2 separate regions of the Homo sapiens genome follow, and region 2 is linked to region 1. Evidence: read pairs that join two places in POLR2A ChIA-PET (ENCODE). Cell type or tissue: Caco-2. All regions are shown on one strand. Links, peaks and the distances in the headings refer to the core of each region. The heading gives the core; the rest is flanking DNA.

Evidence for each region. Peaks named below come from ENCODE experiments on the same cell type or tissue, not always from the same donor. Only the 100,000 strongest peaks of a DNase experiment are listed, where the experiment ranks them.
Region 2: POLR2A ChIA-PET joins it to region 1 with 9 read pairs; 2 of 35 experiments call an interaction of 5 or more read pairs at or near these places.

Annotation. Positions count from the first base shown.
Region 1 is chr6:14,498,867-14,501,786 of GRCh38, forward strand. All of the region lies in intron 2 of LOC101928331 (a long non-coding RNA gene), which reads left to right. Among named protein-coding and RNA genes, the nearest start is that of LINC01108, 210 kb to the left of the region's middle. In Caco-2, for the core only: no CTCF peak of the experiment used is centred there; a DNase peak (open chromatin) is centred at 1,155.
Region 2 is chr6:14,331,815-14,334,734 of GRCh38, forward strand. No RefSeq gene overlaps it. Among named protein-coding and RNA genes, the nearest start is that of LINC01108, 48 kb to the left of the region's middle. In Caco-2, for the core only: no CTCF peak of the experiment used is centred there; no DNase peak of the experiment used is centred there.

The DNA.
Region 1 (2,920 bases), core at 156-2,655:
AGAGGCAGAGAATCAGGCAGGAAAATAGCACAAAGTAAATGCAGGGAACAGTTACAAAATAAATAGAAAACTTGGGCTCTTAACTTCAAGAAGCTTAATCTAAGCAGAGACATCAGGAAAACACACATCAAAGGACTTAGTAAAATGCCCCAAGTCAAATCACTGCTGTGCACAACACATACACTTGTAGGAATGATAGCTATTATTATCATAATTTGTTGAGTATCTACTATATGCAGGCATGTAGGCACTTTTTTTAAATTTAATTTTATTTATTTTTTAGAGACAGGATCTTGCTCTGTTGCCCAGGCTAGAGTGCAGTGGTATGATCATAGCTCACTGCAGCCTTGACCTAGCAGACTCAAGCGATCCTCCTGCCTCAGCCTCCAGAGGAGCTAGGACTACAGGCACACACCACCATGCCTGGCTAATTTATTTTTATTTTTTGGAGAGATGAGGTCTCCCTATGTTGCACAGTCTGGTCTCAAACTCCTGGGCTCATGTGATCCTCCCACCTTGGCCTTACAAAGCGCTGGAATTACAGGCGTAAGCCACCACACCTGGCCCACTTAGGAACTTTCTATATGCTATAGCATTTAATGTTCACTTTTAATGAGGAAATTAGGACCAGAGAGGTGAAGCAACTTGCCCACAATCACACAGCTAGCAAATGACAGAACTAGGTCTCAAGGTCAGGTCTGTCGTTTCCATCACCTTTGCTCGCATCACCACCCTTCTAAAGACAAACAGAGTAGTGGATCCTTAGATGCCAAGAGATAAACTTGGGATCAACACAGCTGGGAGGACCCAGCAAGAATTGGCAAAGTAGAGGGCATATTTTATAATTTAAGAAGCAAAATGCTGTCACATGTCAGCAGAGTCAAGGGGGAAAAAAGTGCATAAAACTAAAAAAATTAAGAATGATAAAGAAAAACCAAGTAGGTAAGGATGAGGGTGTGTTGACCCTTGTTTCAACTCCACTGGTTTCTTCCCCACAAAATCATTTAGGGAATAGAGAGACAATAACAGGAGGGCAGAGGCACTTAATCAGAGATTTTACAAACCACTAAATCAAAAGAGACTGTGAAATTCCCGCCCGGGGAAGCTAACAGTGAGATTAAATGGATTAGTCTACTGTACAGGAATCCGGGGAATGCAGGCAGCATGTGCTTTTGTTGTGGATTGCTCAGCAGCAACACGATAGTTTTACATCTCCCAGAAACATATGGGCATGTGCCCTTCTGCAAACCAGCAAGCAAGAGCAGCGCCTGGCGAGCTGCTTCCCCTACACCACACGTCTCGTTTCAGGAGGTGGCAGATAGTGACATTTTATGGAGAGCTTGCGCAGGGAACGTGTGGGAAATGAAAAGGCAACCCAGCTAATCGCACCCATAATTTCTAAGCTCAGAGCTGGGTTCACTACGGTTGTGGGGAATAAAAAAAGAACTGGAATTAGGAGTTCTGGTATTAATCCTTGCAAAGAAAGGGAGAAGAGGCTGGGTGCAGTGGCTCACGCCTGTAATGCCAGCACTTTGGGAGGCCTAGGCGGGCGGATCTCTTGAGGCCAGGAGTTCGAGACCAGCCTGGTCAACATGGTGAAACCCCTTCTCTACAAAAAAAAAAAAACATTACAAAAATTCGCCGGGCATGGTGATGCGCACCTGTAGTCCCAGCTACTCGGGAGGCTGAGGCAGGAGAATCACTTGAGCACGGGAGGCGGAAGTTACAGTGAGCCAAGATCGTGCCTCCATGCTCTGCTTGAGTGACAAAGCGAGACTCATGCCCAAACCAAAAAAAAAGTGGGCTGGCTGGGAGCGGGGGAGAAGAAGGAGGCCTCTGACAGTGTGTCTCCCAAACTTTGGAGGCAACTGCTACCTGAAGATAGCCGAGAAGACTCCTTAGCTCCTTTCCTTTTGGTGTTAACGGCAGCAGTGGTAGCACATGGAATTAAACTCACAAAACACACAGATTGCTAGTTTCCAGAAATCCACATCCAAACTCCAAAAAGCCAGACATTGGTTAGATATATGTACAAACTCTGACCCGCCTGAGTTAACGGTTGACATCAGCAGTCTATAATAAATAATTAATATAGCCCTAGGAGACATAAAGCCAGCAACATGGTATCTCTCCCTCAGCTCTAAATGGAATGCCAGATAACCTACTTTGAAGAGTAATGTGTTCACAGTATGTGGGAATTAACTGCTCAATATAATAAGTACTATTGAATTTCCCATCTCCATGCACATGGAGGGCAACTGCCACCAAAAACACAGTAATAACAGTAACTGAGTGATGAAAAAAAGAGCCCCATTTTTTATTACAACCTTAAAATGTTATAGGTTAAAATAATCTTAAAGGGTTTAAAAAACAGCAATTAAATCTTTCCATTTCTGTTTTCCAAGACTGCAGCTGAGAACACGAGGGCCTAAGAGCCATACGGTGCTAGCCTTGCTAATAACGCTCTGTGAAAAATCTCATTAATTCAGTCTGGCTCTTCAGATCAGCCGCTAAATCCTTGTATTGTCACTCATCCTCTGGCCTTTTCAGGATTTCCATAGCCTAACTAGAAGTATCTCCATGGAAACCAAGCAGTCCTGCTTTGCACATCCCGGAACTTTTTGTTCCTGACAAAGCTTGACAAATCACATGCAGCATGGAGAGTTTAACATAGCGAACTAAATCCTGACCCGCACTTAGAAATGATAAACCCAAGCATACCAGCTTTATTATAAATGATTTCCTTACAAGATACTTAACCAAGCCAGTGAAATGCTGAACCAGACAAGTTTCAAGAACAAGGTGCTGGGGGGGAGAAGGGGGGGGGGGGAAGGCAAATAAATAAATAGATAAATAGGAACCCCAGGTGTGTTCAGCTGTAGGTTCTGCGAGCTCATTTTCTGTCTAATTGACTTAAATT
Region 2 (2,920 bases), core at 240-2,739, 170 kb before region 1:
CTTTAAGAAGGCATGACTGAATGTGACTTCTCAAATCTATTTTTCTCTACAATGTGCTACCTATGTCAAAAATATCGTTACAAAAAAATTCACAAGATTAGATTGTTTTACTCTTTTCTGTCTACTCTGCACCTAGAACAATGCCTGGTACATAGTAGTTGCTTGATAAATGTTGAATGAATAAATGACTGGTTTTAGTTTTTTTTTTTTAATTGTGCACTTTCTCTCGTGCCCTCTCTGTCACGTGTGCCCCCTCTCTTCCTCTCTCTCTCTCCCTCTCTTCCTCTCTCTCTCTCCCTCTCTCTCTCTATATATAGCCTGTATAGCTTTACTATACAGAGTACAGATTTAGAATTTAGTATTGATCAAATTAGGTTTTAGTATTGTTTTAAAGAAATCCTATTTTCCTTCTTTCTTCACATAGAACATGAACTTAAATTACACAAACTGCCCTGCTTATTCACTTGAACTTATACAACCTATAAAACCCAATGTTGAGGTGAACATTCTTAATCTTATATAAGAAAATTTCAGTTAGCCAAGCTAATTAAGGAGAACTGGTTATCCAATAATTTCAGAAATTAATAGTACCAGAATTGTTATAATAGGATGTCTCAAAAGATCTTCCCCAAAGGGGATCGTTTAGGCTGGGCACAGTGGCTCATTCCTGTGATCCCAGCACTTTGCTTGGGCTCAGAAGTTTGAGACCAGCCTTGGCAACATGGGAAAACCCTGTCTCTACAAAAAATATAAAAATTAGCCAGGTGTGGTGGCACAAACCTGTAGTTCCAGCTACTTGGGAGGCTGAGGTAGGAAGATCACTTAAGTTTGGGAGGTTGAGGCTGCAGTGAGCCGTGATCATGCCAGTGCACTCCAGCCTGGGCAACAGAGTAAGACCCTGTCTCCAAAAAAAAAAGGGGGAATAGTTTAGTTGAGCATGAGTTGAATGATATGTAAACATATCTGGAGTCATCTTGAAGCATATTTCAATATGCCTGTTGACTGTGTGCCTTTTATATGGGCTTCATTTTCATTAGGCTGACCACAACATTCAGAATATATAGTCAATATTATCTGTAATGACAACAGTGCGATTAGCAAACTTCTTGCTTCTACTAGAGGAAATCGAAGACATGGGCGGAAAGGCATCAACTAAACAAATAGGAAAACTGTAAGTAAAGAGCTCCAACAGGAGCTGGACAAGATAACTGTGGGAAGAAAGTGATGAGTATATTTTGTGGACCTTTCAAGGGGTTCTGTACTTCCAAGTTGTCTCACATAATTGTGTATGAATGCTTGAGCATGTACATGGAGCTCTAAGTCATCTTCACATGGCTTTGGTCCATCCCAATGACATGCTTCTCTTGTCTAATAATGCCTTTCATGCTGTATGGTTGATCCACTTGGAAATCCAGGAAAGTGAGAGGATCAAGGTCCTGCACATACAGTGGTTGGCCAGACCTTGGAGCATCACACTGGGATTGGTCCCCACTGCTGGATTCCTTTTCACCATGGATGGATGGCAGCTTAAGACAGTTGGTGAAGTTGAAGCACCATGCTGTACATTTTTTCTAAATCTAAGAATTGGTTCCACTGCCAGCAGGGACTGCTTGGTGAAAGGTGACAAGAGTTATTGAAAATGACAGGCTGTATTTTGCAGAATGACCTTGTTTTCTTCTATTTATTTATTGCCCAGTAAATGGAATGTTCATGGGAAAGAATTTTTAGGCGCCTTCGTGTTTGTCTTTGGAATATATTTTCCTACATAGGATAGCACACAGCTTCTCCATAAAGGATCGTCAACAGAGATCATTTGTTGCAATTCTGTGGTTACAAGTACGAGGAAATAGGGACAAATATGAAAAATATGAGAACTTAAGTAACTTGTTCAAGGTCATCAGATCAGTTAGTAACCAAAGCTAAATCCAAGACTCAAGATTCCCAGTGAATTGCACATGTCCCCATAAGCAAATACAGACATTTCAAACCAGATTTCTCCCACCCTCCCTCCCAAAACTCATTTTTCATGAATTTCTTTTTTTGTTCTGGGACTAATTACAAACTTAGAGTTTAGGCACTGAGCCAAACCCGACTATTATTGCTTCAGGTTCGGTCAGGGTAAATACTTAAGGCAGAGATTTTCTGACTGTGCCCTGCGAAGCCTCCTCAAGAGCCACTGCACAGTTATAATCACATGTGAGTATGTGCTGTGGCTCATATGCACATGTGTGTGCATGTGTAATGGAGGCAAGGCTTAACATCTTGTCCCCCAACTTTGATAAGATTGCCTCTTTGTAACCCACTTACTCTGGTAAGATTTTGTTGGAAAAACAACAAAAATGCCTATGATGTCAGACATTCCTGGAAACACACATCATCCTATCCCATCATTACTTTTCTTTGAGTCCCAGAAGAAAAAAATTCTATTTTAATTGTAAAATTATCATTTACAGTATAGAGTCCAATACTGTTGACAGTTTTGTCACTTTGGGCTTTCTGGTTTTCATGCTCCATTCATTATTTATTGGCTGGTTTTTATTTGTTGGCTTGCTTTCTGTTTAATTACCAACATGACTAGCAGACATTTTATATGTAGTATCATTTTTTTTCATATGCATACTTGAAAGTCAAAACTTTGCAATAGAACAATATGCTGATGCACCAAATTGATCAGTATGGGCCACAAGCTTGGATCTTTCCAAAAGAATACAGATGCTCCTTGACTTATGATGGGTTACATCCCAATAAACCCATTGCTTCATAAGTTGAAAATGCATTTAATATACCCAACCTACTGATCATCACTGCTTAGCCTAGCCTCCCTTAAGCATGCTCAAACACTTACATTAGCCTACAGTTGGGCAAAATCATCTGGCAGCACAGTACACTGTAGAGTATCAGGTGTGTCACCTCGTGTTCA